Linked DNA regions of Homo sapiens: region 2 is linked to region 1. Evidence: read pairs that join two places in POLR2A ChIA-PET (ENCODE). Cell type or tissue: Panc1. All regions are shown on one strand. Links, peaks and the distances in the headings refer to the core of each region. The heading gives the core; the rest is flanking DNA.

The links. Peaks named below come from ENCODE experiments on the same cell type or tissue, not always from the same donor. Only the 100,000 strongest peaks of a DNase experiment are listed, where the experiment ranks them.
Region 2: POLR2A ChIA-PET joins it to region 1 with 13 read pairs; 3 of 35 experiments call an interaction of 5 or more read pairs at or near these places.

The regions. Positions count from the first base shown.
Region 1 is chr1:21,832,510-21,837,918 of GRCh38, reverse strand. HSPG2 (heparan sulfate proteoglycan 2) reads left to right here. Exons shown (of 97, transcript NM_005529.7): 75 at 913-1,117; 76 at 2,282-2,379; 77 at 2,974-3,240; 78 at 3,994-4,103; 79 at 4,305-4,452; 80 at 4,535-4,651; 81 at 5,313-5,409. Among named protein-coding and RNA genes, the nearest start is that of LDLRAD2, 23 kb to the right of the region's middle. In Panc1, for the core only: no CTCF peak of the experiment used is centred there; no DNase peak of the experiment used is centred there.
Region 2 is chr1:21,762,479-21,767,713 of GRCh38, reverse strand. The region is part of intron 1 of USP48 (ubiquitin specific peptidase 48); the gene reads left to right. Among named protein-coding and RNA genes, the nearest start is that of USP48, 18 kb to the left of the region's middle. In Panc1, for the core only: no CTCF peak of the experiment used is centred there; a DNase peak (open chromatin) is centred at 2,901.

The DNA of each region.
Region 1 (5,409 bases), core at 410-5,409:
TGTGATCCACCCACCTCAGCCTCCCAAAGTGCTGGGATTACCGGCGTGAGCCACTGCACTCGTCCTGAGCCTCAGTTTCTTTATCTGTAAAGTGGAGAGAACAATGCCAACCATGTAGGCTGAGTTGGAAAGGTACACAGAGGTAAACACAGATGTAAAACTGTGGCTCGCAGTAGGCACTTAGTAAATGGGGACAGTATGCATCAGCCCCCGCCTCCCATCTGTCCCCTGCATGTGTAGGTGTCTTTGCCATGGCCAAGTCCCTGGATTCTCTTATTTAAACTGCAGGCAGAATAGGCTTTGCTGTCCTTCCTTAAAATGTCTGAGTATGGCCGGGCGCGGTGGCTCACGCCTGTAATCCTAGCACCTTGGGAGGCCGAGGCAGGCAGATTGCCTGAGCTCAGGAGTTTGAGACCAGCCTGGGCAACATGGTGAAACCCCGTCTCTACTAAAATACAAAAAAAAAAAAAAAATTAGCCAGGCACGGTGGCGCACCTGTAGTCTCAGCTACTCGGGAGGCTGAGGCAGGAGAATCGCTTGAACCCGGGAGGTGGACGTTGCAGTGAGCTGAGATCGTGCCACTGCACTCCAGCCTGGGAACAGAGCGAGACTCCGTCTCAAAAAAAGTATTGAGTCCCTCCCACTCTTTTCGTGGCCTGCCCTCCCCACCCAGAAGCGAGGAGCTGTGGAAACAGAGCCCAGCGCTCCACAGGCCCTTATCCATGTTGGTGGAATGGCAGCTGTGTGTGCAGATGAATGAATCTGCCACTGAACGGTCTTTTTTCCCTGGTCAGAGAGGCTATCAGGAGAACATTCCTTGAATGTTGGGCTGGGGGTTTCCTGGGTCCCTGGAGGGGCATCAGGGACATCACACACACATATACCTGCAGAACCTCATACATGTCCCCGCAGGCCCTCCCGGCTCTCTCCCTGCCACCTCCATCCCAGCAGGGTCCACGCCCACCGTGCAGGTCACGCCTCAGCTAGAGACCAAGAGCATTGGGGCCAGCGTTGAGTTCCACTGTGCTGTGCCCAGCGACCGGGGTACCCAGCTCCGTTGGTTCAAGGAAGGGGGTCAGCTGCCTCCGGGTCACAGCGTGCAGGATGGGGTGCTCCGGTGAGTGGGGCCGGGGGCAGGACTGGACTTGGGCAGCATAGCCCAGGGCTCACAGTGAGCAGAGTTAAAGCACCTGCCCCAGGGGGCGCAACATGAAGCACTGTCCTTGGACACATCACTTTACCTCTCTGAGCCTCAGTGTTCTCAGCTGTACAGTGGGTTATATAAGACTGAATGAGGTCCAGGCACGGTGGCTCATGCCTGTAATCCCAGCACTTTGGGAGGCTGAGGCGGGCAGATCACCTGAGGTCAGGAGTTTGAGACCAGCCTGGCCAACATGGTGAAACCCTGCCTCTACTAAAAATACAAAAAATTAACTGGGTGTGGTGGTGGGCACCTGTAATCCCAACTACGCTGGAGGCTGAGGCAGGAGAATCACTTGAACCCAGGAGGCGGAAGTTGCAGTGAGCCAAGATCGCACCATTGCACTCCAACCTGGGTGACAAGAGCAAAACTCCATCTCAAAAAGAAAAAAGACTGAAAGGAGATTGTCTGAAGCACTTGCACAGTGCTTGGTGCTTGGAAGGCCTTCAGTAAACAGTGGCCCATTCATATTTATTATTAGCGGAGGAAAGAGAACAGGCCCTGGGGCCAGAAATACACAAATGACCCCAGATCTCAGCTCTGCTACTTGATAACTGTGTAATCTTGAGCCCTAGACCATAAGGTCTTTGTCTAAAATGAGTGTGGTGCCCCCCAACCTGCCTGCCTACCTCTAGTGGTTATTGGGAAACTAGAATGCAACACTGCGTGCTGTTCTACATCAGTTTTTAATGCCCACACAATTGCAAAGCATTCTTTTTTTTTTTTTTTTTTTTGAGATGGAATCTTACTCTGTCACCCACGCTGGAGTGCAGTGGCGCAATCTCGGCTTACTGCAACCTCCGCCTCCCGGGTTCAAGCGTTTCTCGTGCCTCAGTCTCCCAAGTATCTGGGATTACAGGCGTGTGCCACCACGCCTGGCTAATTTTTGTATGTTTAGTAGAAACAGGGTTTCACCATGTTGGCCAGGCTGGTCTCAAGCTCCTGATCTCAAGTGATGCGCCTGCCTCAGCCTCCCAAAGTGCTGGGATTACAGGCGTGAGCCACCACGCCCAGCCCAATTGCAAAGCATTCTATCAGTTGTTTTCAACTCCCTGATGTCTTATTATTTTTTCTTTATAGAATCCAGAACTTGGACCAGAGCTGCCAAGGGACGTATATATGCCAGGCCCATGGACCTTGGGGGAAGGCCCAGGCCAGTGCCCAGCTGGTTATCCAAGGTAGGAGGGTGGCTTCAGGCCTCTGCTAAGAGCAGGGAACAGAGATGAGAAAGGCAGAGAGGCACAAGGCCCAGACCCTGTTCCCTAGGAATCCCCCTAAATGTGTCAGAATAAAGAGAATTATTCCATTTTGCCTTGCTTGTGTCTAGCATAGAGTAAAAGGGGCTTGATACATATTTCAAGGGAGGGAAGAAGGATATGGATGGAGTGTGTGAGTGCTCAGATGAACCGATGAAGATTGAATCAGTGTGAACCGGGCATGGTGGAACGCACCTGTAGTCCCACCTACTCAGGAGGCTAAGCTGGGAGCATTGCTTGAGCGCATGAATTCTAGGCTGTGGTGAGCCGTGATCACACCTGTGAATACAACCAAGACCCTTTGTCTAAAAAAAAAAAAGAAGTGGACACGTGAGTGAGTAAATGCATAAGACCTGACAAGTGAGTGTGTTTGTGAGTGAATGCATGAAAAAGTGAATGAGGAGTGAATGAATGCTGGAGCTTCAGTGCTCACCTTTCCTTGGGCAGTCTATGGCCTCCCTCGGGCCAGGCCTGCAGTGACTGATCTCACTGGACCTCTGCCTCCCTCCTCCCCAGCCCTGCCCTCGGTGCTCATCAACATCCGGACCTCTGTGCAGACCGTGGTGGTTGGCCACGCCGTGGAGTTCGAATGCCTGGCACTGGGTGACCCCAAGCCTCAGGTGACATGGAGCAAAGTTGGAGGGCACCTGCGGCCAGGCATTGTGCAGAGCGGAGGTGTCGTCAGGATCGCCCACGTAGAGCTGGCTGATGCGGGACAGTATCGCTGCACTGCCACCAACGCAGCTGGCACCACACAATCCCACGTCCTGCTGCTTGTGCAAGGTGAAGGCCAGTGGGGACTTTTGTTGGGGGACAGTGAGTGGGGCAGGGGCTTCTCCTGCTGCCATCTTCTGCCTGCCCGCTCTGCTCTTCCTTTCTGTTCACTTGGGACATTTTCCATTGTGTGTGTTTAAGGGGCAGGTTTCATAACAGGTGGCAGCAGCAGGGGATAAAAGTGAGATTCCCCCAGGGCAGCCTGGAATGTACAGGGAGAGAGCTAGGCCATAGAGCATCAAGAAGAAAAAAGAAACCTTGTCCTCATCTGCAGGGAGTGCCTGCTCTGCTGGGAGAGACCTGCAGCATAGTCTGAGGGCAGAGACATAACCCAGTCAACAAACAGACCTAATAGAGAGTAAAACAAGGACAACAGATGCAGGGCAGACACAAACACTGTGTGTTCTTTAAAGGCAATTCCTTTTTACCCCAAGCCCTGTGACTTGCCTCCAAACTTCCTTACCTATACTGCCCCTAGTGTGCACTTCTCAGGTCCCCAAAGGGCTGCACAATTTTTTGCCCAGGCATGTTGAAGAGGTCTCAGGCTGTGGAGTGAAATGGATCTGGCCCTGAACCCTGACTCTGCCCGACCAGGAGCAAACAGCCGCTTTTCCCCTCTGAGCCATAATTTCCTCATCTGTGAAATGGAATGTAGTGGCTTCCTTCAAGGGGTGGTGTGAAGATGAAATGAATCAGGGTGCAGGCTGGGCACATATCTGTGACTGTCATGTTGATGGCCTATGTCTCTTCCATGCCTCTCAGCCTTGCCCCAGATCTCAATGCCCCAAGAAGTCCGTGTGCCTGCTGGTTCTGCAGCTGTCTTCCCCTGCATAGCCTCAGGCTACCCCACTCCTGACATCAGCTGGAGCAAGGTAAGTGCTGGAGAGGGAACCAGCGGGCATGACTTGGGGGCTGGGAACAGATCTGAAGCGTCTCAGTGTCCCCAGGATGTGGCACAGGCTTGGCCAAGAGCAAACGCTCAATGTTGGAAGGTGGGCCTGAGGCACAGATGGGAGGTGGGCCCCTGGAGCCGTGGGCCAAGGCCAGGGCCCTCAGTGCTAGTGCATTTGCAGCTGGATGGCAGCCTGCCACCTGACAGCCGCCTGGAGAACAACATGCTGATGCTGCCCTCAGTCCGACCCCAGGACGCAGGTACCTACGTCTGCACCGCCACTAACCGCCAGGGCAAGGTCAAAGCCTTTGCCCACCTGCAGGTGCCAGGTAAGACACCACCCCTAAGAATTGGCAGTGCCCTGCCCACTCCCTGACTGGCAGGGTCTTCAGCTGTGCTCTCTGCTGGCAGAGCGGGTGGTGCCCTACTTCACGCAGACCCCCTACTCCTTCCTACCGCTGCCCACCATCAAGGATGCCTACAGGAAGTTCGAGATCAAGATCACCTTCCGGCCCGACTCAGCCGATGGTGAGCAGGAGGGTTAATTTGCGGGGTGGGCTGGCCTGGGTTGAGGGACCTCGTGGAGTAACTGCCATCATGGCAGGAGCCCTGGCTGCCCCTCAGTCCTGCCCCAATCCCTCAGCCCTCCCTCTCCAGAAGCCCCCAGACCTCTGGGCCTCCACCCTGGTGTGCCTTCTCTTGTGCCTCCCGGCTTCTCCATCCCTGCCTCTGTGATATCTCCAGCCTCCTCGTGGCTCCTCTGCCACCGGGGCATCACCCCCAGTCCTCCTGTCCCAGCTTCCTTTCCCCATCTCTGCTCCTTCCTCCCTCCTCTGCCTCCATCTCACCCTTTCCTCCTCTCTTTCTCTCGTCTCTTACGGGTCTCTGACTTTCACTGTCCAGGCCTCCTTCTCTACTCGGGTGAGTCTCTGCCTCCCTCTCCCCCTTGAGGGAGACTCCAGTGTGTGTGAAGCAAATTCAGTTTCTTTCTAGGGGCGCTCAGTAAGGCCCTTGCGTTTGGGGCACCAGCCCTGAGATAGTGAGAAGGCCCTGGCTGTGTGAGGAGTGCCAGAGGGAGGGACAGGTTCCGAGAGTGGACAGGCTCAAGAGCTTGGGTGGTTTCTAGGGTGGGGGAGGACAGGGAGCCTGTGGCTGGAAGGGGGCCCCTTACACAGTGGTGCCCACCCAGGGATGCTGCTGTACAATGGGCAGAAGCGAGTCCCAGGGAGCCCCACCAACCTGGCCAACCGGCAGCCCGACTTCATCTCCTTCGGCCTCGTGGGGGG
Region 2 (5,235 bases), core at 236-5,235, 70 kb after region 1:
AATTTTTCTTTAAAAACAATTTATTTGTAAGCAGGCAACGTAGTGAGACCCTGTCTCTAGAAAAAAAAAAAAAGCTCTCTAAAAAGTCCTGGCCGGGTCGCGGTGGCTCATGCCTGTAATCCCAGCACTTTGGGAGGCCGAGGTGGGCAGGTCACGAGGTTAGGAGATCGAGACCAGCCTGGCCAACATAGTGAAACTCCATCTCTACTAAAAATACAAAAATTAGCCGGGCATGGTGACGCACACCTGGAGTCCCAGCTACTCGGGAGGCTGAGGCAGGAGAATCACTTGAAACCAGGAGGTGGAGGTTGCAGTGAGCTGAGATTGAGCCACTGCACCACTGCACTCTAGCCTGGGCAACAGAGCGAGACACCGTCTCAAAAAATAAAAATAAAAAAGGTCCCAGGCACAGTGGCTCATGCCTATAATCCTGAGTCAAGGAATTCTAGCCCAGCTTGCGCAATGAGGCTAAACCCCATCTCTACAAATGATACAAAAAAGCCGGGTGTGGTGGCGTATGCCTGTGGTCCCAGCTATTTGGAAGGCTGAGGTGGGAAGATCACCTGAGCCTGGGAGTAGAGTATTATACACCCTGAGTGCCCAGGAGGCCATGGATTTTGTTTGTTGTTGTTCTTGTTTTTTGTTTTTTTGAGGCAGAGTCTTGCTCTGTCACCCAGGCTGGAGTACAATGGCATGATCTTGGCTCACTGCAACCTCCGCCTCCTGGGTGCAGGCGATTCTCCTGCCTCAGCCTCCCAAGTAGCTGGGTTTATAGATGCCCGCCACCACGCCGGCTAATTTTTGTATTTGTAGTAGAGACGGGGTTTTGCCATGTTGGCCAGGCTGATCTGGAACTCCTGACCTCAAGTTATCCACTCGACTCAGCTTCCCAAAGTGCTGGGTTACAGGCATGAGTCTCAGGAGGCTCGGGCAGGAGAATGTCTTGAGCCCGTTAGGTAGAGGTTGCAGTGCACTCCAGCCTGGGCAACAGAACGACACTCCATCTCATAAATAAATAAATAAAAACTAAGAAACTAAGAGGTGATGAGGAAGAAGCAGAACCTCTGTAAATGACCATTTGGAGTGAAATCCCTACCCCCTTTCCCATTCAAAGGATGAATCTTTGAACTGCATAGCAACTGTGAAATCTTTGATTATAAATTTTCCACTCATCGTGTGTACTCTTAAATGACAGATCATTGGAGATCTACCAAAACAGAACTGAAAGTGTATCTCCTACCTATAGTCAATATATTATAGAAGGAACTTAGTCATTCATACCCTTTGATACCTAGCCTACTACTTTTCTACTCCCTGAACACAATTTTTGACTTGTGGAACATTGTTTTTTTTTGTGCTGTGTCACCTAGGCTAGGGTGCAGTGCCATGATCTCAGCTCACTGCAACCTCCGCCTCCCGGGTTCAAGTGATTCTCATGACAGCCTCTGGAGTAGCTGGGATTACAAGCATTCGCCACCAAACCCAGCTAATTTTTATATTCTTAGTAGAAGTTTAGTAGGGTTTTGCCACGTTGGCCAGGCTGGTCTTGAACTCCTAGCCTCAAGTGATCCTCCCGCCTCGGCCTTTCAGAGTGCTGGGACTACGGGTGTGAGCCACCACATCCAGCCTGGAAAATCTTTTTGTTACAATTTTGGGCATCATTCCAGATTTCTCCTTTCCTTTCTTGCCTGTTGCATCTTATTAGTCCCCAGTTCTATTGATTTCTTCCCATCAATATGCTTGAACTTCCTCCATTCCTATTCCCACTGAATTGCCTTTTTTTTTTTTTTTTTTTTTTTTTTTTTTTTTTTTGGAGATGGAGTCTCACTTTGTTGCCCAGGCCGGAGCACCATGGGATCTCGGCTAACTGCAACCTCGGCTTCGTAGTTTCAAACTATTCTCCTGTCTCAGGTGATCCACTCACCTCAGCCTTCCAAAGGGCTAGGATTACGGGTGTGAGCCACCACACCCGGCCTAAATTGGCTTTTTAAGACCTCATCTTCCACTAGAAAAATTGTTAGTTATGTCTCACACCTTGTTTAGCTTCGGAACGTCTCATGCCTTGTTCAGCTTCGGGCTGTCCCCCCCTTTTTTTTTTTGACAGAGTCTCGCTCTGTCACCCAGACTTGAGTGCAGTGGCGTGATCTCGGCTCACTGCAACCTCCGCCTCCCGGGTTCAAGCGAGCCTTCTGCCTCAGTCTCTGGAGTAGGTGGGACTACAGGCGCGTGCCACCATGCCTGGCACATTTTTGAATTTTTAGTAGAGAACGGGGTTTCACCATATTAGCCAGGCTGGTCTCAAACTCCTGACCTCAAGTGATCCGCCTGCCTCGACCTCCCAAAATGCTGGGATTACAGGCATGAGCTACCACACCCCGCCCGGTCTGTCCTGTTTACTGCTGCCAAAGTGTGTCCCTGGCCTAAAATCACAGCAGATGTCTGCTTAGTACGTCATAACCAAACCTTTTGGAACCTATCCTCTGCCTAACACGTTGGTGTTCTCATACAGTGCAGTCTTGGAACAAAGTACCCATTAAATTATCTGAATTCCTTATCGTACTATGGCATTGCCATTGTGCTGTTATTACTCAAGTTTGGTGGACCTGTGCCCAGAAGTAGAATTATTGAAACAAAAACATTGTTGTCATTTAACATTTTTGAGATGTTTTCTTTAGTTATTTTTCCTGCAGGGTTATATGATATTTTGATTTATAAGAAATATATGCTTAGTCTTTGTACTACTTCTGGCACAGCTCCTAAAACCTTTGGGATCTCTGAAGTGACTAAGTGTCTTTTTGTATGCTAATGAAATGACTGATGGCTGGGAGCTCTTGGTAGCCTCCACATGGGCTGGTTGCCAGGAGAACCAACCACGATGAGAGGTTTAGAACTTTTTAGTCTGACCTCTGGGAGGGGAGAGGACTAAAGGTTGCTAATCTCCAGTGGCCAGTGATTCAATCAGTCATGCCTATGTAATCAAGTCTTTTTTTTTTTTTTTTTTTGAGACGGAGTGCCACTCTGTCACCCAGGCTGGTGTGGGGTGGCACAATCACGATCTCGGCTCACTGCAACCTCCGCCTCCCGGGTTCAAGCAGTTCTCTGCCTCAGCCTCCAGAGTAGCTGGGATTACAAGCACCTGCCACCATACCTGGCTAAGTTTTGTATTTTTAGTAGAGTCAGGGTTTCACCATCTTGGCCAGGTTGGTCTTGAACTCCTGACCTCATAATCCACCAGCCTCGGCCTCCCACTGCGCCCAGGCTTTTTTTTTTTTTTGGAGACAGGGTCTCTCTCTGATGCCCAGGCTGGAGTGCAGTGGCGTGATCTCAGCTCACTGCAGCCTCTGCCTCCCGGGTTCAAGCAATTCTCTTGTCTCAGCTTCCTGAGCAGCTGGGACTATAGGCATATGCCACCACACCTGGCTAATTTTTTGTATTTTTAGTAAAGATGGGTTTTCGCCATATTGGCCTGGCTGGTGTCAAATTCCTGGCCTCAAGTGATCTGCCTGCCTCAGCCTTGCAAATTGCTGGGACTACAGGTGTGAACCACTGCTCCCAGACACTGTCTCATATTTTGTGAAACACTCAACCTCCTTGATCTGTTTTGATAGTTGATAGACACAGGTACACATAACTGTTTTTCTACTGTAAGGAAATTGGCACACACATGATGATAAATGATCCTTGATACCTGGGGCCTACTCCTAAGGAGGGATAAAATGGAGTTAGGGGCATTGGAGAATGACGAATGGGAGAGGCTACAGCCCTCTGTGGTTGGCATTCTGCTGTGCTGCTAAGGCTGGCTTTAGAAGTAACAGCTTATAATTAGAACTGTGATTTGTGTCTGCCTGTCCATCCGTCCTCCCTCCCTCCCTCCCTTCCTTCCTCCCTTCCTTTTCTTGAAACAGAGTTTCTCTCTAGTTACCAGGGTTGGAGTGCAATGGCATGATCTCGGCTCACCGCACCCTCTGCCTCCTGGGTTCAAGTGATTCTCCTGCCTCAGCCTCCTGAGTAGCTGGAATTACAGGCATGTGCCACCACGCCTGGCTAATTTTTTGTATTTTTAGTAGAGACGAGGTTTCTCTATGTCAGCCAGGCTGGTCTCGAACTCCCGACCTCAGGTGATCTGCCCGCCTTGGCCTCTCAAAGTGTTGGGATTATAGGCGTGAGCCACTGCGCCCAGCTGTTATTTGTGTTTGTTAAGTAGATTCTTTACCTCTCCAAGTAAGAGAACAAACACAACCCCGCCCCCCCATATTGGGCTATGTATGAAAGGCTTAGCAACAATTTAGAAGTTTAGAAAGCCCAAGCCCTTTTAATGCAAAGCACCGCCATTGGCTTTTTGGTTCCCACCTGAAGTGTGGCCATAGAGGCTCGGGAGCCATAGGTTTGGCCTGGGGTGGTAGTCTATCACAGGTCACCTGCACTTGGCATTCTGCTGTGGTGGTGTTCTAGCCGACTGAAGACGTATTCAGTGATACCTAGCAAGCAATTAATTTAAGAAAATTTAAAAAGAACAATGCCAGTGTTGTGGGGCCTAATAATACAGATTGCTCCCAGCTTCTCATAGTAGCTTTTGAAAGTCTTATTGTGGTAATATTTAGGCCATAGGTTGTGTTTGCCTTTTGATGCCAGCTTTAGAACCAGTTGAGTATGCATGATTTTTGGGTGGGGACAGGGAGAGCCTACCTTTTCTTCATTGTCTGAATTATTTTGCTATCAGGAACTGGAGACTAAAATCTAAACAGATCCAGTGGAACTATTTTCTGAGAATGATGTCTGTGTTTGACACATGGGAGTATCTGTTTCCCCAGCCAGGTCGTGTGAATTTTTTTTTTTTTTTTTTTTTTTGAGATGAAGTCTCGCTCTGTCGCCCAGGCTGGAGTGCAGTGGCGTGATCTCGGCTCACTGCAACCTCCGCCTCCCAGGTTCAAGCAATTCTCCTGCCTCAGCCTCCTGAGTAGCCAGGATTACAGGCGCCTGCCACCACGTCCAGCTAATTTTTGTATTTTTAGTAGAGATGGGGTTTCACCATGTTGGTCAGGCTGGTCTCAAACCCCTGACCTCGTGATCCACCCGCCTCCGCCTCCCAAAGTGCTGGGATTACAGGCGTGAGCCACCGCGCCCGGCCCGTGTGAAAAATTTTTACCACCCACTTGTCCAAGAGGAGGGAGTGAACAAACAAGACTTGATATTACACCTTTGAAAAGCAGAGTTGAAAGGATTGACAAAATAAGT